Regions from separate parts of the Homo sapiens genome. Here regions 1, 2 and 3 are each linked to region 4. The links are chromatin contacts, found by Hi-C or POLR2A ChIA-PET in ENCODE. All regions are on one chromosome and are shown on one strand. Each heading gives the region's core, a stretch centred on a gene start or an enhancer-like site at or near the end of the contact. The rest is flanking DNA. Distances are from core to core; before and after follow the strand shown.

Region 1 (5,244 bases), core at 1,787-4,286, 430 kb after region 4:
TGGTACTTAGCAGAACTCAACAAATACTCGTTGAATAACTGACCAAACCCACTGCATGCCAGGTCCCATGCTGAAAGCTTTATAGGAACATCCCCAGATGTCTACAGAAACCATCACTCCAGCCAGACTGGTCTCATATCCTGTAGAATACACACAATACCGAGTACAGTTCTAACTCCACACTCTACCAACCACTGGAACGTCCCTCTGGTGCTTCCCCATCTGTAGGCATCTACACCATCTCAAGCCCACTTTTCCAAATCTTCACTCCCCTTTCCAAATCACATGGCCCTTCCAGCAGAGCAGTGCTCCTGTTTGCTTCTATGGCAACCTTGACTTCCCCAGTGATAACACATACAACTATCCTGAAATGGCTTATTTTAATTCCTAATTCTCCATGAGACTCAGTTCTCCATGAATTCTAGGAGGGCAGGGACTTTGTCTCTTCTCTTCACCACTCGTCCCCACAACCTAATGTAGGCCCTGTGATATGGTTTGGATGTGTGTCTCTACCCAAATCTCATATTGAAATGTAATCCCCAATGTCGGAAATGGGGCCTGGTAGGGGGTGACTGGACCGTAGGGGTGAATTTCTCATGAATGGTTTAGCACCATCACCCTTGGTACTCCTCATGATAACGAGTGAGTTCTCATGCGAACTGTTCGTTTAAAAGTATGTGGCACCCTGCCTCGCCCTCACTCTCTTGCTCCTGCTCTGGCCATGTGATGGCCCTGCTCCCCCTTTGCCTTCCATCATGATTGCAAATTTCTTGGGGCCTCCCCATAAGCCAAGCAGATGTCAGCATCATGCTTCCTGTAGAGCCTGTGGAACTGTAAGCCAATTAAACCTCTTTTCTTTATAAAATACCCGGTCTCAGGTATTTCTTTATAGCAATGAGAGAACGGGCTAACACAGCCCTGGCACGGATGGTACACAATGAATCCTCATTAACTGAATGAACAAATGACCCTACTCGAATGCATGAATAAATGGGCCTGGAATCTTCAGCTCATTTAAAGTGATCTGGTGTTCTTTCATTGTTTATGCTTTTACAGAACCATGTCATAACCTTTAAAGGTACTAATGTTTATGTCTTCATCTTTTTTCTTTTCTCTACCATCTGCCAGATGACAAGGCCCATTTCCTTTTCATCTCCGTATCTCTTGAAGAGGGTTGCATACAAAAAAGTGGTGGTTATTAAATGCTTACAGGAAACGTGTGTGAATTCTCTTATGTTCACTGCAGTGGACTCCTACTGTCAAAAGTAGTGTGCAGTTTTAAACGTGAACACTTGCTACCACTGCAAGAGGGAAGATGACCTCCAGAAGGCCAGAATGCAAAGGCTAAGTTGCTCAAGCACCAAGAGAGACAACTGCATCCAGCAAAGCATGCTCACGTCCTGGCGGGCGCCCTCACCATGATCACCTCCCCACAATCACATGGGATGTGGGAGCCTGTCTGCTGCTGCTGCTGTTGTATCTGAGACATAAGCCCAGGAAGCACCCTCCTCAGCAGCCCATAGGATACAGAAGGGCCTCTTGGACTCCTTTTCCTGCCTTCTAAGTCTAGGTTACACTGAGCAGGGCTAAACAATTGCAAAGAGATTATATGGGAAGATTGAAAGCTTTTTAAAGTAGATGCATAGTGGTGATGAGTGGTCTATTTGTTTGATTATAAAAACAGAGGTCCAAAAGCCCTTCCATACCACTTTATTCCCTGGCTTGGCTGCAAGTACCTGAGGGGAGCCCAAGGTCTGAACCATCCCTGCCTGACTTCCTGCTTTCTGAGTCAAGGCCTCCCATGCAGCACTCGGTGATGTAACCTAGAAAATGGTACAACCCCATGGGTGCATCTCCCGGCTGACAGTCATTTGCCTTTTGCATCAATTTATCTCCACCCCACCTGAATTAAAATCAATTCAAAGCCAGTGAAAACACACTACAATCCGTTTTGCCTACCCAGGACACCTGACACAGCTAACAAGAAGCAAGGTTACTTTAAATGTGCTTTGCTACCCTTTGTTTACAAAAGATGGGTAAATATTCCTAAAGCAACCTGCAGTAACTAATTGGCATCCCAGCTGGGCACAGTGGCACATGCCTATAATCCCAACACTTTGGGAGGCCAAGGCAGGAGGATCACTTGAGCCCAGGAGTTCGAGGCTGCAGTGAGCTAGGATCGTACCACTGCATTCCAGCCTGGGCCATAGAATAAGACCTTGACTCTACAAAGAGGTAAAAATCCAAAATTGATTGACATGCCCAAATCAAGCTTCTCTGGCAATTCTGGCGGCAATGACTCAAGTAGGGAGTAACATTATCTTCTCAGAAGGCCGAGGGGAACCCGAGGGTGAGGCCGTTTCTCTGCTGCTAGCTGGGCTGTGAAATGAATACCCAGTGCCACCGCGGTCAGACCAGTCAGTCCCACCTATTTTCTCTGAAAGTGATTAGAATGTTATCCAAGCCCATGGTTATGCACCTTGAGCAGCATTGCCTTAAGCCAGCGCCACTGTAAAGAAATGCCCTGCCTCCAAGCCCTGGCAATGTCCGGCTCGGTCATCTACTTCTCCACAAGCTCCCACTGCAACCAGGACGTGACCTGAATCTGGTCCCACTTTCAGCTGGTAAGTCAGCCAGGCGTCGTCACCATTGGAAGTCACAATTTACCTCCTGCTGTTTGCCTGACACCCCACCAGGTGCTTCCATGTGCATATTTTTATTTGCTCCTCACTACTGCTCTCCGAGGTGACTGATATTCACCCTACTACACAGATAAAGAACCTGAGACTCAGAGGAAGAAAGGGCTGGTTCCAAACCCAGCACCTGAGCTGCCCTCACACAAGCGCTTGCTTTGGCGAGGCGACTTGGAGCCCTCAGAGGCGGCAATCCTGGCCCTCTGAGGCTACTGTTCTGCTTTCACCCTCTGCGGAGCCTCAACAAGATGTTTTTTCAGCCTTAACAGGCTTGTTGCTGCCACCCAGAGGGATAAGAGAAATAGATGTGAAATGGATCTGGGTACATTCCAAGTCAGACCGCGCCCAGAGACTCGGGACTGGGAGGTGGAGGAAGTTACCGGCCTGGATGACAACTAGCTGTTCTCTCCTGCCTCATAAGGAAAGAGGGAGCCCAGGAAGGGAGGAACTAGGAAGGAAGGGAAGGAAAAGATGTGAAGGAGAAGAAAAAGAGGGGTGGGAGAGGGAAGAGGACGAGCCAGAAAGGGAGGCCGGGAGAGGAGGGCGAGGAGAAAGAGATGCTTTGTGACGCGCTGTAGATGAGACACGGGGGAAAGCCTTAGGAGAAATCACCCAACCAACAGAGGCTGGGAACTGTCTGTGGGCGATGTCCTGTCCGGGGTCAAGTGCTCCCTCACAGAGGGAGGGTGATGGACAGTCAATCCCTCCCATCGACTCCATCCACACCGAGCCACAGCGCTTCCCACACAGTGGCACAGTGGTGAAAGGACTGGAGCCCAAGGAACTGTGTGACTGCAGCAAGGCACATCCCCTGTGAGTCTAAATTTTTCTAAACAATAGGGGCAATACTGCTCACATTGCCCACTGCACATGGTGGAGCGGCAACGCTGTGAGGACCAGTGACCATGAAGGACAAGTGTTTAAGCCAAACTTAAAAGCAGCCCTTGGATCTAACACATCAGAAGGGGCTTAGGAACTGGTCCTGGCATCAGGTTTTCTGAAAGAGATGCCCAAGTCCACCAGTTCCGCAGTGACTTCTGGAAAAGATGGGAGAGTTCTAGAAGAATCAGATTCAAGACTATAATTCAGTGAGTCCTCAGGAATGACAGCTAAAAAGCTGAGTATACATTTAAGTATATTTCTAAAGAAAAACATTGTGTTTCATCAATTCCATCTCTTATTGCCAAACTCTAGTGTATTTTCCTACTACTGAAAATCAGTCAATCCTGTCCATTATATCCTTTCAGATACACAGAAGAAAACTGCAGAAGAGCAAAAGGAGTGAGACAACTGGGAGCAAGTACCTCACAAGGAAGCGTGGGAAGCTGCTGGTGCTTAGGGACAGCAGTTACCTCCATTCTGTCCCCGCTTGCTGTAGGCATCCAGTGACAAATGAGCCCTGGCTGTGGCCCTCAGGCCCTGCGTAGCCCACTGGTATGGGTCAAGCAGCCCTGACAGCACTTGGCATGTTCAAAACCTCCCAACGGTTTTTCTCCTTGGGGTATATTCTGTGGCCCCCAAACTGGCCCTCACCTCCACCTCCTAAAAGTAATTCCTCACTACTGTTGCACCGTCCCAGCCTTGAGCTAGTTGCACCAGCAGGGACTGCAGCTAACAGGGACCTTTGAGAGTACCTGGCCCAGGGCTGGGAGTGGTGGCTCATGCCGGTAATCCTAACACTTAGGGAGGCCAAGGCAGGCAGATCCCTTGAGCTCAGGAGTTCAAGACCAGCCTGGGCAACATAGCAAGACCTCGTCCCCCCCGCAAAAAAAAAAAAAAAAAAAAAAAAAAAGAATGAGAGTACCTGGCCCAATCCCATCACTGGTCTTTAGAGCCCAGAGAGAAGAGCAAGAGGACAAGAGAAGAGAAAAAGCTTCAAAGTTAAGCAGTCCCTTAAGGCTACATCAACAGGCATTTCCTTGAACTCGAATAAAGTAAAATAAAATGAGAAATGAGTCAGTAAGCAATCCATGGCATGTAATCCATCACCTAGTGCAAACCTCTCATTATTATTTTTTAGTTGGATTCCAGTGGGCAGCCAGTGTCTCAGGGCCCAGTAGTCTTCCTTTCTCCCCAAAGAACAGGCTTCAAAGATGCAAATAAATTACCCAACCCACTCTTATTAATCTCACACAAAACATTTTCAACTGAACGTATGGGTATGGTACCCCTGGGACCTCCAGGGGGATTAATTCCCGGGTCCGGACCTCCATATTAACACATACAGACACAGGTCAGAGAGAAGGAGGGCAAGGGCCGGGAGCTCCTCCGTGATGACCACCATTTATCGTGAAAAGGGAAAAGAAACATCACTAGAAAAATATTCCATGTTCCCTCTCTTCTCCTTCTATTTATAACAACAAAGAAAACAGAACTTCATCTTAGCTTAGGGGACGTGCACCGTTGCTCAAATGATCTCAATCAGTGGCAGATGAGATCGAATGCAAGAGCATCTTTGTGCCAAGGCCATTGAGCTGCTGCAAACCTTGGGGTGTGTGTCACAGCCTTTTGTAGGCCATGTGGACCTCAGCCAGAGGCCTCTGGACCAAAG
Region 2 (5,220 bases), core at 2,510-5,009, 380 kb after region 4:
TACTCTTTTAAATTAAAGTCCTGAGAAAATGGAAAGGCAGATGAGGAGGAAAAAAAAGTGGATTCAGAAAAACCCCAGTAAATGAGGAAGTAAGACAAGTGGGACACCCAGAGTAGGATGTGGCCTCGGACAGAGGGAGGGAGAGAGGGCCCACACTCAGCAAAGGGTGGACCTAACCCCTATCTTCAGTAACTGAGCTATCCAACCATGGGCCAGGCAGCCTTGAGATGCTGTGAGCTTTCATCTTTCTCCTACAACATCGACCGTTTTAGTCGGATGATCTGAGACAACACAGTTGGTGAATGCTCGCTCCAATTGCCTAAGTGGTAGGCACAGGCAAGGCTGAAGCCAAGTATCCAACCCCTAGATAAGGCATGCAGAGCTTGTGCTGGGCCCGCCCCCGTCAGCACATGGGCCACAGCTGCTTGTCACACCTGGCAGCTCCAGGCTGGGGGCAGCTTGTGAGCAGGGGCCACACCTTGCTCCTGGCTGTATCCCTGGCCTTAATCAGAGCCCCTGGCACAGAAGAGGTGATAGTACATACATGTGTTGAAGAAATAAACATCTTCCATTTCATATATTTCATCAGTTGGTTGAGATTTTTAGAAGATAAAACACAGATATGGTATAAAATTCAAAAGGCTCTGGGGGAGATACAGTAACAAATTTGCCTTTCTTCTACCCTCCTATTCCAGCTTCCCCGAGGCAACCTTTGGCACTGCACCACCTTTTGCAATGTGACTAGGGGAGTGAAGTTCTGACTTGCAAAGGTTCCCGCAACTACACTACCCAGTCATTTGGGAGGCAGGTGACCACCACGAGGTGGGAGCTACATATGATATCAAGACAGAAGTCATCTGGGTGAAAACAAGGTCCTAGTATTCTGTGCCAGGAGCAGGCACAGGCCCCGGAGCCACAGCTTGCAGAGGAAACCACCAGGGTGATGACCACCCCCTAGAACGTTCACAGAACAATGGGAAGCCCAGGGGCAGAGACCACCCAGCCAGTCAACAGGGCCAGACACCTCAAGCTCCTCACTCTTGTTTTGGACCTAGGAGATTTCGAGCTGGGGAAAGGCAACATTGCTACCCAATAGGATGGAAGTAGATGTGTGCGTACCACTGTCATCCTTGAACCTAGAGAGGTGATAATGTGTTTTGTCTGGAGGAACGAATTCACCTTAAAGGAATTCAACTGTGAGCTGGGTGGCATGGTCCCCAGTGACAGGCTTTGTGGTGGACACAGCTGACAGGAACTTAGGTGGTGGGGAGAAGGGGGGTCCAGGAAATCAAGGTACCGGGAGAGGTTCGATCCATTTAGTGATGAGCAACCTAGGCCAATCCTAAGCCTGGACTGAGTCCCGGGGCTGAGCCGCATGTGGTGGGGGCATCTGCACACACTGCTTTGTCAGGCCAGATTGTGAGGCTGAGTAACCACTGCCCTGTAGAGTCACCAAACCATGGACTAAAAAAAGATTCAAGCCACACAGGCTCATCTGTTTCCCCAAGGTTCCTGCCTAATGTGGCGATGCACTGGCAGGCTAGAGGGTGAGTCGGGCACTTATCTGATTTCAGCCAATCTGTTACTGTATTTCATTCCCTGTCCTCGTGCCCAGAGGCTGTTGCAATGGGTATAAATTTAGAAAGAGAAAGATAAATAACATGGAAAAGTTCCTTTTAAAAAATAGGGATTTTTTTTTCTCTATTTTGCTAAAGAAAAGATAAAGTGATCTTCTTGTTATTTATTTAGCCTTACCATGGTAGAATTTGATATTTTGGGCAGGAACCTAATAATGCATAACCATAGCCCAGGATGAACCAGCTTCTCCTGAAACTGTGAAAGAGGCAAGCCTCCATCCTAAGCGTTTCTTAGAAACTGAGGGAGTGAGAAGATGACAGTACCTTGCACAAGATCTGAAATCCACGAGGGTCCCTTCTGAACAAGCAAAAGACTCTGAAAGAAGACTGTCTCCTTTATATGAAACGGTCTATACCAGCTAACATAACACACTGTGCCTGAAATTGTCAGGCCACTGGCGATTTCACTGTACACATTGATACTTTAAAGGAAACCTGTTCTATGAGGAAATTAATATCACAGATGGGAGATTTTCAGTTGGTGGAAAGAGAAACTGCTTGAGAAATGTTTGCCTTCCCTCACACACAAACTCACAGCCTGGTGGGTTATGGAACTCTCATGGTAAAAGACTAGATCAATTCCACCACCTAATCATTTAGCCCAAGGCCCATTCTACAGGGGAGAAAACCAAAGTTAAGTGACTGGCCCAAGATCACATGGCTGCCACTAATAGAGGGGGGCCCAGGACCAGGTCTCACAGCGCTTCCCTGGGGTCACCGTGCAACTGCCACCCACCACCTGGATGTCAACCAGACTCAGCAGCTGTACCTCTGACAGCATCTCATACTGGCCTCTTCTTCCAAGAGCAATGGTGAGTAAGTCATAGACCACAGATGCACTCTGCAGACTGATGAGGCGGTCACTCTTGTGTTCAGGTATCCTGCTCAGCACAGCGTCCCGGTTGGCCTGAAAAAACATGGAATAGAGAAGCAGATGGAGAGAGAACCTAGTGCTGCATGGCGGGGAGTCCACCTAGGCCCTCCTGCCCCTACCAATTTGCGAAGGGAATGGAGACAAGGGTAGGAATGAGCAGAGGCCTGTCATCTTGGGTTATTTATTCAAAATCCCCTGGGCACCGCAGAACATGATATACGGGATGATCCAAACACTGAAGTCCTGGAAGTGTGAACCTAGAGGGCACCTGTACCTGTCGACAGGCATCTGGAGGAAGCCTTGGCAGCCGATACAAAGTTTTCCCTGGCCTCGGGTTCATAGCCAGCCTCATAGAAGACGCAGCTGCGCTCTAGAGCAGCCGAATCATCCATCAAGTGAGGCCCTGCTGCACCTCACTCGTGAATCCTGCTTCTGCTCTACATTAAAGAGTGGGAGAAAATTCCCAGCCCTGCATTTCCCAACACCCAATTGTGTCATCAAGTTCCATGAGTCCTACAGAGATATATCTTACTTTTCCTCTATCACCAAGCAACATTCAAATCCCTATATGACATCTTCACTGGAACAGAACACAAAGATGAGTTCAATCTTGTTTAAGGAAGCACAACACAGATATATAAGAGAAAACAAGAAGAAAGCAGATTTTTACTTTAAAAGATATTAACACAGAGGACTCAAGAGAACACCGTCAATTTTCTATGCTTAGCACAGAAATACATCAGGCACATTCAAACTTATTAATCTCATCTATCCAGAAATCAAATGCTCTTTACAGCAACTTGTTTCCATTACTTCTAAAATTTAATTTCTCTACAGATTCCTCCAAATATATCACATGTCTGAGACTCAACAGCTAGCTCATTTTCCTCTTTTCCCTAATAGGAAGTTCAGAATCAACAAAGTTAGATTTCGCCTGCCTTTTTCCCTCTGCTAATTAACAGAAGTCTGCAGATCCATCTGTCTGTAGGAGCAGAGAAAGGCCCCCCCAGTCTTTCCTGTGAAAGTGGTACATGAGGTTCCGGGGTCACTTGTCCCGGCAGGCTGACGTTGATCTTCCCCCTGACATTCAGAAAGGCCACACACACACCTTCCCTCTCACTAATGAGACAAAATGCATTTTCTTTGTGTGTGAGTCCAAGGCATTTACTTTTAGCCACCCATCAGTACTTACTCACTTTAAAACTCCTTGCTGTTAAATGTCAAAGACAAATAAGAATATATAAGACAGGCCACTTCCTACAAAGTGAGTCATCTCTTACGGAAACAAGCCTGCTTTTGAAGATTTCATTCTAAGTTTTTCTTGTTAGGAGTCCCTCTTGAGCCCAAAAAAAGCAGCTCTGAAGGAAACAGGGGCCTGTTGCAAATGGTCTCATTTTATTTATTTGCTATATATGTTCCATACTGAGACCAATGCCTGGAAGAGAACAAAACAAACATACTATTTATGAGAGACTTTCAAGTTATACTAAATGCATTCTTTTCATTTTTAGAGAAAGTATCAGTATCTTTTGATTAAAAAGGTACAATATAGAACCTCAAACAGACCCACAAATAATAAATATCCCAGAATATTGCCTCAGTGGTAGTTCTGCAAATCAAGTTCTTATAATCCCATTCTCCTAGGGGAAACTAATTTGATTTGTAGTTAGAAAACAGCACAATTCTAAATGATACCTTGTAGGTGGAGAAGCGACGGACAAATTCATGCTTCTGAATTAAAGTCAGTACCAACAAAGAACACAATTTTCTGACATCCAAAAAACACAGCAATTTTCATTTTGGTTTTGAAATTGAGCACATTCATTTTCTGTCTAAAAACTAAACAATCGAGAAGTCAAAGGATATGGAAAAAAGGCTTCCAAAGGCAATTTCATTTAGATTTCTACCTACATTTTCTGAAATGATTTACAGGAAGAACATAATCATTTTGGTTAGAAACCTCATCCTTCATATCCACTGATGACATCACTGGATTTCAACATCCCCTGAAGAGATTTTTCTGGCAATTACATACCATAGAGCCAAATCTGACTGTCTCAAAGGGATCTCAATGTTTGAGTATTATTAGTTTCTATCACTTCAATTAAGAAGCAGGAGAGTTGGAGATATCATTCCAAAGACATCTCCACTTAGTGCAAGCATTTTAGAGAGGTGGCCATGTTTTCCAAATTGCAGACTGGAACACATCATCTGACAGTGGAACATAATGTTTTCAATCAGAATTGTCCAGGTAATCTAAAATGTACAGTCATCATGCTTTCAGAACTTTTACACCATAACCAACCAAGTTTGCCCAAAGGGAACTACCTGCCAAGGACCCAACTTGGGATGAGGGAATGCTGACCAGGAGGCCAAGATGAGCTGGCTCCATGGATGACCCGGTGGGGAAGCCTGTGGAGACTCGTTCACTTGAATGCCACCTAGTGCCAGCCTGCTCACCTATGTGCTTCCCTGATTGCACCAAGGCAAGTAGAGAATGTAAATGACACCACCCTAAGTTATCAGCTGACTATCGGGCAACCTGCTTCCTTGAGAGGAAGTAAGCCCAATGACACCAAAGAGCCTCCAGATCAAAAGAGGTGGTAACTCAAGCAGACTTGCTCTTGTAAACATCAGTGGACCATTCAAAGTTTTAATCAAAGGCAAGAAAGCTGCCCTCTCATGAGTTCTGGCCTCTTCTGAACCCTC
Region 3 (5,320 bases), core at 2,677-5,176, 300 kb after region 4:
ATTGGCTTGAACAGTGGTTCTCAACCTTAACTTCACATCAAAATCATTCGGGATTTAAAAAATCATGATGTTATAGCTACATCCCAGACCGACCACATCACTCAGTCTAGGGGTGAGGACTGGCATCTTTGTTAATCACCCCAAGTGATTCCAATGTGCCGCTAAGACTGAGAACCACTCGCTTGGAGAGACCGGAAGCAAATGTTAACGAATATTTGGTCAAAAAAAGCCTGTACACGGGCCAGGCAGCCTGAGCTCTCCTGCTTCCCTGCAGCACAAGCGTCACCTGGGGAACAGAGTTCCAGGAAGATCTTGTTCTCTAGAACAGGGGTTCTTAGACTTTTTGGTCTCAGAATCTCTTCAGACTCTAAAAAAATCATTGAAGACCCTAAAGAGGTTGTTTATATGTTATGTCTATTGATATTCACATTAGAAGTAAAAACATGTTTTTTTTAACATGTTTTAACAGACATGTTTAAAATATTCACTTACTAATTCATTAAAAATAACAATAATAAATTATTGCTCTGGAAACATTCCACACATTTTCTACCAGGTTCTGTGAATCTTTTGCTACAAGAGTTTGTGACTTTTGGAGGGGCTAATTTTGGTTTTTGGATTAACTGTTTTGTTTGGTCCACAAATAAATAATCAGAACTACTGCCAAAGTTTCTTCTCTTTGTGGTATTTATACACAACTAAATCAATTAATTCCTAGCACAATATATTTTACTATGAATAAGGTCTGGCAGATGATGATGATGATGGCGATGATGATGACAGCAGTGGTGGTTGTCAGTTTTAGAGAACATACCATGTTTCAGGCACTGCAATTGGCACTTTATATGTACTAATCTTTAACCAGAACACAAACACTAGTCTGATTCCAAATCTGTCCTCTAAGTCCAGCTCTGATGCCACCTCCTACAGGAAGGCTGCTGTGAGCCTTCCATTTCTCCCTACAATAAGTGAGACTCTCTGGTCCTTGGTGCTTCTATGTGGTTGTCACTAACAATGCACAGACCACATGTTTTAAAGTTAATGTAACTATCTCCCTTATTAGACCGTGTGGGTCTAGAAGATGCGAACTACGTCCTCAGGGTAGGGATTTTCAGGGACTAACAATACCAGGCCCATACTAAGTATTAGGTAAATGAGTGTGCAGGGAATGAACGAGTGCTGTCAATAGACACTTCACTGTCTGAAATTCAGAAGAGGGCGGCCCCCTCTCTGGATGCACGTGTGCTCTACTCTTCCCCTCTAACAACAGCTCAGAGGCCAGAACATTCACCCACTCAAAGGACACTTCAGTGCAGTGCTCATCACTTCCAACAATCCAGACTAAAAATGACAGTGGTGAATAGTTCCAATTAAACATGGACGTTTCCCCTAACGTAAAATTAAAATATAGAGAAGGATAACAGGTTTATTAGAAATAATGTTTTTCTTCCTAGTCAATTTCTTGGTACACACATTTCACCAGGGCAGAGAGCCTTCATATTCTGAACCAGGGATAAATGTTAGGGCACTCACATAATAATAGCACATAACTAACAATAGTGAAATTATATAAGTTGGTATCTACTATTCCTGAAAATAACACAACAAATAAAAGTCTTCCATTGAATTAGTATTGGAAGGAGGGGGAAGGAAAAACATCACTTTAATCAGAATGGATACAGCTGGTTAAAAAACAAACCAAGCAGGCCAGGCGCGGTGGCTCATGCCTGTAACCCCAGCACCGTGGGAGGCTGAGGCAGGCGGATCACCTGAGGTCAGGAGTTTGAGACCAGCCTGGTCAACATAGTGAAACCCTGTCTCTACTAAAAATACAAAAAGTAGCGGGGCATGGTGGTGCACACCTGTAATCCCAGCTACTCAGGAGGCTGAGGCAGGAGAACTGCTTGAACCCCAGAGGTGGAGGTTGCAGTGAGCTGAGACTGCGCCATTGCACTCCAGCCTGGGCAACAAGAGTGAGATTCCATCTAAAAAAAAAAACAAAACAACAACAACAAAAAAAACCCTGTACTGTATTTTATTGTTTCATAGAACTGAAATGGTAAGTGACTATATAGACACTGGATTTTGACTTATATAGGTAAACAGCTGGAAACACTGGCTCTAACCAGCACATTTTTAAAGAACCCCTTTCTTTCTCACCACGGCAAACATGTTCCTGCATCGTACATCAGAATGAGAGCACTATTAACTTAAGGTGGAAATGGGCAAACTGAGGCTTGAAAAAGGAATCAGAAGTTAGAATATAGGACATATTTCCAATTTGAAATCCAAGGCTCTGCAGAAATAAGTTTCCAAATAATCAGGTTCAACAGGTAAGCCAGGGAGAGCACCTGGGCCATGGTGCATCTCTCATCTGCCACCCAGCTTCAAGAGGTCCCGCCACTGCCAGAGCCCACAGGACTGTGTGCTGCGCAGCGGCTGCCGTGCTCCGTCTAGGAGACAATGCGCCTCTCCCCGCAGTCACAGGACACAGGGGCTCTGAAAAGCCACTGCAAGACCCACTGTACCAAGGGCTGACGTAGGCAGGTGAGAGCTCGCTCTGAAATCTAGCACAGGTCTGTCGTCAAACGGCCCGAATGGTGCAAGGGCGTGTGACGTCCTGGAGCGGAGGCCATCTGCATTTCCACAAGCCAATGGCTTTCCTTGCCCTCCCACCTAGATCCTCAATCGAAAATGTTATCTTGGACACCTGATACAGAGGCAAAGTGCCACCTGAAGAACATTCTGAGCCAGGGTTTCCTTCTAGGCTCCTCTCTCCATCACCATGCATGGGGGTAAGGAGGGGGGAAGGCAGCCGAGGACCTAGAAACTGTGATGGGAAGGCATTTCCTCACGGGCCAAGAGGACCAGGAACCAAGAGGAACCAAGGCCACTGATCTCAGGGCACCATGAGTCCAAGCTCTGAACCCTTCCTGAGGTTTTCTGACCCGTGCTCCTATTGTACACTGAGGGCTGTTGAGAAACCCTGCCTGCCCCAAGTAGGACACTGGGACGGCTAGCTCATATTGCCTTTGCAGGTGAAGCTTTTCCAAAAATCCTTTTTCCAATGCACATGACACCTATGGTGAATTTCACATAGACCTCAGCTGTGGCAATCACATGTGAGCCCTCTTCCACCAAAGTTCATCATCCAAAGGGATCCCAGCACCAATAATTCTGTTAAGAAAAGGCACAGGCTGGGCGTGGTGGCTCACGCCTGTAATCCCAGCACTTTGGGAGGCTGAGGCGGGTGGATCACTTGAGGTCAGGAGTCTGAGACCAGGCTGGCCAACATGGTGAAACCCTGTCTCTACTAAAAATACAAAAAAAATTAGCCGGGCCTGGTGGCGGGTGCCTGTAATCCCAGCTACTCGGGAGGCTGAGGCAGGAGAATCGGTTGAACCCAGGAGGTGGAGGTTGCAGTGAGCTGAGATGGCACTCCAGCCTGGGTGACAGAGCGAGATTCTGTCTCAAACAAAAAAAGAGAAGAAAAAGACAAAGGAAAAAGCATAACTGATAAATTAAGTGGCTTAGTTATGCTTCATATCCCTGTATTTGTCACACGCAAGTGTTGCCGAATAAATAGGATATATTATATTCCAGCTCTCCTTCTAACTGTCTGGTGGCCTCAGTTAAGTGGCTGCAGTCTGAAGGACCCCTCGCCTTCCCTCTCCCCTCACAGCACATAGAAGATGAGCTGGATCTCTCTCAGATGGAATCCTGCCCACCCGGTGACTTGGCGAGCATTCCAGTGCCAGGAACGACGGACAGCCACATTACATGACGTGTGAAAAACATCCTCTACCAAAAGATGTCAGCCGACCACCTCACATGAGGCTGGCAGGATTTGGGGCAGCTCCTTGCTTCCCAGCCCTGGAGAACCCACTCCATGCCTCATGAGTGTGAACATGGGGGAACGATGGCACGTGGCCACACCCCAAGCCCCGTCTCTGTTTGGCACCCACATTCTTTCTGCCTAATGCTGCAGCGGCAGACACCTGCCCTCCCCACATTTTTCTGACAAGTAGCTGAGCCACTGCAGTCGTGGGCATGCAGAAATCACCTGCTGCTAATGAATTTCTGCTGTACCTGTTTTCCCTTGACCCTGAAATGATTCCAAATTCTCTGTCAACTTATTCACAATTAAAATAATACGAAAAAGCAGCAGTTCCATCTCTTAAAGAACCTGAATATTAAGCAGCAATCTGAGTGACTCAGCATTCTGTGAGCTAGCTTTGCTTTAGAATTTTCATTTCTTAACAGGAAAAAAAAAATTCTGTTTCTCAAGATAGGGCTTGGAAATAAATCAGTCCAACACTGCAGACTGCTGGCAGCTCTGTGCCCTTCTGTCTCTGTGTGTCACCTGTGCTTGAAGAACCAGAATGTCCTGGGGGCTGAGGACGGGAGGAGGCGAAGGAGTTAGTGTTGACTGTCTCTTATTTCTTGAAGGGAGAGGAAGAGGCATGAGTGTCCACTCCCACTTCGGCCCTCAAAGCAGGCATATTTCTCCATACCTTTTAAAAAACATAACTGCTGTCCCCTCATCTCCCTGGTGCCCGGGAGTTAGGACAATTCCCATCTTTGCTGTAGGGTAGTCCTGCTTTCTGAGGAGGCGACTCCAGGTGGTGGCTCCTTGCACCGCGCTGTCACAGCTCTCCTCTCCATCTGCTGCTTCCCTGGGAGCTGCCCTCGCGCCTTGTGTCCCCCAGTGTGACAGCAGGGGCGGGGCCGCTGCCCACCCAGTCCCACCAACCATGAGGGCTCCTGCTGTGGGTTCCTCTGATAAATAAATCACCTTGGTCACCATTCTAGTAGACACTTCCATTTTTCACCAAGTGAAAAAAGGATTAAGACTCATAGCCCCAAGACGGGATCAGTTTCCCACTGACTTTAACATAATATCAAGCACCGTTTAAACCTGACAGCACACGTCTTGTCCTGAAAGGGGGAAGCTCTTTCCAGGGAAGGACCCCAGTAAGGCAGGGAGGGCCGGGGACATGTCATCACCGGTGGGCATGCGGGGCTAGCGCAGCATGCTGCTGGTGGGTGCTGGCAGGGCCAGGTGGTCACACAGAAAGCATGGAGGGAAGCCGTTCACACGCATGCAGGAAGGTGCCAGCTGTCAGAGCGAGCCGCTGCCGGTGGCTCTGCGCTAGAGACAGTACCTTCTGGAGGACTACATTGGGCAGATGCTTCCATCTCCACCTGAACCCTCCCTGATGCATATTCATGAGGCTGTGTCTTGGGGTGGAAGTGCCTTCTGCCTGGGGAAGGCTCTCTGAGCCTCCAAGTGCCTGACTGCCGGCGTCCTGGGGAAAGC
Region 4 (5,373 bases), core at 1,991-4,490:
AAGTATTTGGGGGTCATTTAGAGTGACAGTTATGTAAATGCTAGGTAATAATTACTTTATAATAGTCCTAAAAAGGTATTTTTCAAAGTATCTGTTGGTCTGTACACTGACAGGATAACAAAAAGACTGTCTGAAATACACACTAAAAAAGAATGGGGTCGGGCGTGGTGGCTCACACCTGTAATCCCAGCACTTTGGGAGGCTGAGGCAGGCAGATCGCTGGAGGTCAGGTGTTTGAGACCAGAGAGACCAGCCTGGCCAACATGGCGACCCTATCTCTACCAAAAATACAAAAATTAGCTGGGCATGGTGGCAGAAGCCTGTAATCCCAGCTACTCAGGAGCCTGACGCATGAGAATTGCTTGAACCCAGGAGGCAGAGGTTGCAGTGAGCTGAGATCCTGCCACTGCACTCCAGCCTGGGTGACAGAGCGAGATTCTGTCTCAAAAAAAAAAAAAAAAAAAGAATGAGGATTGGGGCAGTTATTAACAAGATTCCTTCTTCAGTTGCAGCCTATAAAAGGAAAAAGGGAAATTACAGAAACTTTCAAATCCTCAAAGCATTATGTACTGAAGGAATAAGTCCACTGCTTTAAAACTTCTAAGGGGAACCCATGACATCTACTTAACATTTTTGACATTTTGATGTTTGTGCAATATTCTGAAGCTACTGATAAATAGCTTAAGCAGATAAATAATCATGAGGATGTAAAAACAAATTCCAGAAGAAACAGAAGTACACGTCTTCAATGAGAGGTGACTTACCTGGGTTGATGACCACCCAGCCACCTCGTTCCTGCTGGTGCATCCACGCCTTCCAGCCTCGGGCTCCCTTCTCCCCAGCCCGGGGCTCTCCACTGTCCCAAAAGGGTTCAAAGAATTCCACCTGTTCAGATTTTAGAATGGACGTTAGACCTCACTTGTATAAAACTGCTGAGTCAGTGGGCAAAATCCGCGCTGGTGGATATAAGAGAAGCTTATGATCCTTGAAATCATGTTTGCCATCAGTCTTTGAAGTAGATACATGCTACACACCCCAAGATAGAAAAAAGATCTATCTAGCGTGGCAGGCAGCTTCCAAGATAGCCCCCATGACCCTACCTCTGCCTTGTGGTTTTCACACTCGCATGTGAGCTGGACCTAGTGATTCCAACACACAAAATATGGCAAAAGTGATGGGGGGTCACTCCCGGGATTAGGTTACAAAAAGACCAGCTGAGGTTCAGCAAGAAGGGTCTCCAGATGGGTAGGAAGGGAGTAGTTTCCTAGTTCTTATCCTGCCAGGCCAGTCTAACCAGGGACAGTGGCACTGCCAGTTCACCTAGTATCACTGGACCCCCGAGCTAATTCCTAAAGTCATGCCGCTTTCAAGATATTTTGAGAGGAAGGTTCCAACAAGACAGACCATGAGCTACGTGACACAACCATATCTTAAGTAACTATATATTCCTAACACCTGGCACAATACTTACTGCCTAGCAGGGACTCAATAAACGCTTGTTGGCACAGATCTGAACAAGGCAGGCGACCAGGGAGTAAAAAGGTCTGCATTTTTTATTTTTATTTTTGAGACAGAGTCTCGCTCTTGTTGCCCAGGCTGGAGTGCAGTGGTGTGATCTTGGCTCACTGCAACCTCCACCTCCCCGGGCTCAAGCAATTCTCCTACCTCAGCCTCCCGAGTAGCTGGGATTACAGGCATGAGCCACCACACCCAGCTAATTTTGTGTTTTTTTAGTAGAAACAGGGTTTCTCCACGTTGGTCAGGCTGGTCTCCAACTCCTGACCTCAGGTGCTCTGCCCACCTTAGCCTCCCAAAGTGCTGGGATTACAAGCCTAAACCACCGCGCCCAGCCTAAAGGTCTGCATTTTAAAGCCTGGCCCCATTAGCACCTCCCTCATTCATTCGAGCATTAGGTGTGTGGTAAGCAGCTCACTGGCAATAAATCTTTCCCTATGGAACAGAATGTGAACACAGCAATGAACAGAAACGTGATCATGTTATCAACTGGAAACAGGACTGTGAAAGTGAGCCAATAACCTACTCAGTGAAAGCTTTTGTAAGAAACCTTTTGAAGAGGACAAGCAGGCTTCCAGTGGGCACAGCATGGGCCATGAGCCACAGGATTATCTAGCCTGAGCCCTGGGCAATGCCACACACGCCTGGAGGAGTATTGCCTCCAGGAGAGTCACGTCAGGGCAGGGCAAACGTCCTGACACGTCAGTCATCCTCAGAAAGGGGAACCAGGACGACTACGCTCCCTCTTTAGAGGTCTGGCTCTTGTAAGAGTGAAGAAAGAAAGTTTACTTAAGAAAAAAAATTTTTTTTAAATAGTGTGATAAATGAGTATAATCTATTTGTTTATTCCACAGAAACGCAGACCAGTAATATCAGACCTGCCTGTGTTAAATCACGCTACTGTGTTCACGGTAACAACGTCTCTCAGTTATAAAAGCAATATGGAATATTAGTAAATAAGAAACTTTATTCCAAAGTTGTCATGTAAATGCTTTGGAATCACATGTGCTATTCGTGTTTAAAACCTCAAGCACGAGGATCGGGGTCTCCCAACACTTTAGAGCAGTGGTCTTCGATGGGTCACATTTGTAGGCAGAACCCTCCACCCATCACTCTGTTCTTATCACAGAGGGTCTTAGGAAAGGGGCAGGGGGAGGGGGTGAGAGAAATTCTGATCCTGACCCACAAGGTTCCTTAGAGTCAGCTGAGAATCACTTCTGTAGTACAGCCTATTCTTAAAATCTCACAGCATGTCTTAAAATTACTCTGTTATATGGTTTATTAATGATTGATTATAGCAATTTAACTGGTATAATTCTTTAATCCAATTTTTTCTAGAGGTAGCATCATGATAAAAATGGTCTTTACTGGCAATTCATGAAACTCCCACATGACGGAGGCCTTGGCCTCTCAAGAAACACTTTTGAATGTTCACCATAAACTCATATATTCTATTTATCTTCCACTAGACATCTTTACAGAGTAGAAAACTGAGTTTTATTTAGTGGAAAAAGGGAAAAGATACATTTTCTTATATACATAGCTCTATAAAAATTCTTTATTTCTTCACTTATCTTCATTTATCTCAAACATTGGCAATGCTCGCTTGTCATCTAAAGGATTAACCCTTCCCCAATAAGGATCACTGTTGACAAGGTATCTCTGTGTAATTTCATTTGCAACTCTAGCGAAGATTGTGGGTACTTAGAAGGTTAACTGAGGAAGTGATGCAAGACCCAAACTAGAATGTGTAAGGGTGGAAGAGAGTAATACAAGGTTTAAAATGGCATGACAACTGTTTCCCTGACTAGGGGAGCCAATCAGCATTTAAACAAAGGCAGAAAGGGGATGGGGGGGAGGAGGGGAGGGGAGGAGGAAGGGGAGGGGAAGGGGGCAGGGAAAGGAAAAGGAAAGGAGGAACACAGGCAGGCAGGCAGGCAGGCAGGGTGGGAGGGTGAGTCCTCAGAGAGCCTTTATGTTGTGAAGGAGGGGGAAGCTTCTTTACCTATCCACATCTCACCATTTTCATTACAAAACTTTCCTCAGATCACTGGACTATTTCTGAGAATTCCTCCTCAGCAGACTGATATAAAGGAGGATATGATATTTTAAAAACACTACCACACCACCTCTCATTATCCACACCACCTCTCATTATCCACACCTTCCCCCTCTCCCTCCAGAGAAAGAGCCAGGAAGAGAGAGATGAGGCGAGCAGAGCTGGGTACCTGTCCTTTGGTAGGCAGATCTTTCACGCTGTCGGGTTTGAAGAAGGTGAAGTCCACCATGGCCTGGAACAATGAGATGGCCTTCTCAGAGTGGCCAGCCTGCCGCAGAAAGTGGCACTGCTGAAGAAAGAGTGCTGCGAACAGGAGGGCAAAGGGGAAGAAGCCTGGTTGATACCGTTAAAGGGAAAGAACCTAACTTCTCAAAACAGGCAATTAACACATTGAGAACACCTTTCACCTGCAATCACTATTAATTTACAAAGCTGTGATACATGTCTTGATTTAAAGCGTCTCACACAGTATTATAATCCAAGTATGTTTGTTCTAATTTTTGTATGAAAGCATCACAGAACACAAATATTAACAACAAAAACTATATATAGTACATAAAAATAAGTCAAGAGGTTGGTCTGAATGCTATCAAATAATCACAGCTCATTATCACAAGAAAAATTATAGAAAAAGGATGGCGTAGCAGATTTTTATCAGAAAGCAAAGAGCTGTATTCAGTTGATCACTAGATGGCATTACTCACCAGCAACTTTCATCCTATGTTCAGAGTCGGCTGTAAACAAATCAAGGTTCCATGTCTGAACATTCCAGTTCATCTTACTTTTGGTACAATTCCAGCTACTAAATAACACTAAGCTATTTGTGTAGATCACATACAGTGACAAATTCAAGACTCTGTGTCAGTGTGATAAATGCTTATATTTTGAGAGCAATGTATTTCTATCTTTAGATGCCAACAGTAATTAATACTCAATAACAGGGGTTGTGATCAAATAAATGCCTGCTCTGTGCCGGACACTGAGCTAGACTCGCCATGGATTATCTCGTTTACTGTGCAACACAGTCCTGTAAAGCAGGTTTATAGTATTGTTGCTGATGGAGAAACTGGGGCTCAAAGAGGACCTGCCCAAGGACACAAGAGAGCCAGTGAAGGGCAAACCCTTCAGGATTCAAGGTCAAAAGTGATACTCTCTGGCTCTGCATAACATGCAGCCTCCAACATCTCATTACTGTCAAAATTAATGTTCCAGGTTCCTTCAGGACACACCAAAAATGTTAACAGCATAATAATACCCAAAACTTCTATTTATGCAGTGGTTCCCAGTCAGGGCATCTCACGGACATTACTGCCTGGGACCCTACAATTGGGTGAGACAGGTACATGCATCTCGACAGATAAGGCCACCGACTGCCAAAGCAGTTAAGAGACTTGCCTATGTTTACTTGGCTAATCAGCAGAACCTTGTCCAGTGATATCTTAACTCTACTGGCCCTATTGCCCCCACCTGCCCTGGGAGCTGGGGGCAAATTTGTTATCAAAAAGAGTCGTAATACTTTTTTAAAAAAATCAGTTCTATCAAACAATTTAGACTTTTTCTAGAATAAATCAAAAATAGATCTTCATTTTCAAGTAAAGCCAAAAGAAAGTCTAACTCCTCCCACGTAACTGGATCTGGTTATCTCCTTACCAAACATGGCCTCTTCCGTGCCAGGCAACGCAGGGTGAGATAAGATGCTGCCGTCCTTAACAGCAGACAAAGTGCTCAAGCATTTTCCATAAAGACTGTGAATTTTTGATATCGAAAAGGTACTAAACTGGCTCTGGCAAAATAAAAGG

The links. Hi-C counts contacts between places; a loop is a spot of excess contacts on that map. ChIA-PET counts read pairs that join two places held with the same protein, here RNA polymerase II (POLR2A). Pooled maps may share reads with other maps.
Region 1: a loop to region 4 is called in a map of sigmoid colon, with 2.5 times the contacts of the local background. The contact joins two enhancer-like sites. A Hi-C loop is called at or near these places in 2 of 168 maps with a recorded cell type or tissue (esophagus muscularis mucosa and sigmoid colon) and 1 of 50 pooled maps. POLR2A ChIA-PET finds 5 or more read pairs at or near these places in 1 of 52 experiments (RWPE1).
Region 2: a pooled map shows a loop between it and region 4 (2.1-fold over the local background). The contact joins two enhancer-like sites. A Hi-C loop is called at or near these places in 5 of 50 pooled maps. POLR2A ChIA-PET finds 5 or more read pairs at or near these places in 3 of 52 experiments (AG04449, activated T-cell and activated naive CD4-positive, alpha-beta T cell).
Region 3: a loop to region 4 is called in a map of aorta, with 5 times the contacts of the local background. The contact joins two enhancer-like sites. A Hi-C loop is called at or near these places in 6 of 168 maps with a recorded cell type or tissue (Caco-2, Calu3, aorta and 3 more) and 13 of 50 pooled maps.

What each region holds. Positions count from the first base shown.
Region 1 is chr14:90,723,880-90,729,123 of GRCh38, forward strand. All of the region lies in intron 5 of TTC7B (tetratricopeptide repeat domain 7B), which reads right to left. Among named protein-coding and RNA genes, the nearest start is that of TTC7B-AS2, 29 kb to the left of the region's middle. Within about 2 kb of position 3,037, at least 6 of the 41 ENCODE cell types and tissues checked have a DNase peak (open chromatin) inside an H3K27ac peak, as active enhancers do.
Region 2 is chr14:90,674,117-90,679,336 of GRCh38, forward strand. It overlaps TTC7B (tetratricopeptide repeat domain 7B), which reads right to left. Exons shown (of 20, transcript NM_001010854.2): 9 at 2,407-2,544. Among named protein-coding and RNA genes, the nearest start is that of TTC7B-AS2, 21 kb to the right of the region's middle. Within about 2 kb of position 3,760, at least 3 of the 41 ENCODE cell types and tissues checked have a DNase peak (open chromatin) inside an H3K27ac peak, as active enhancers do.
Region 3 is chr14:90,595,671-90,600,990 of GRCh38, forward strand. The region is part of intron 17 of TTC7B (tetratricopeptide repeat domain 7B); the gene reads right to left. Among named protein-coding and RNA genes, the nearest start is that of TTC7B-AS1, 44 kb to the right of the region's middle. Within about 2 kb of position 3,927, at least 3 of the 41 ENCODE cell types and tissues checked have a DNase peak (open chromatin) inside an H3K27ac peak, as active enhancers do.
Region 4 is chr14:90,297,496-90,302,868 of GRCh38, forward strand. NRDE2 (NRDE-2, necessary for RNA interference, domain containing) reads right to left here. Exons shown (of 14, transcript NM_017970.4): 6 at 5,225-5,373; 7 at 3,744-3,877; 8 at 765-885. Among named protein-coding and RNA genes, the nearest start is that of NRDE2, 32 kb to the right of the region's middle. RefSeq lists a silencer at 5,310-5,373. Within about 2 kb of position 3,241, at least 9 of the 41 ENCODE cell types and tissues checked have a DNase peak (open chromatin) inside an H3K27ac peak, as active enhancers do.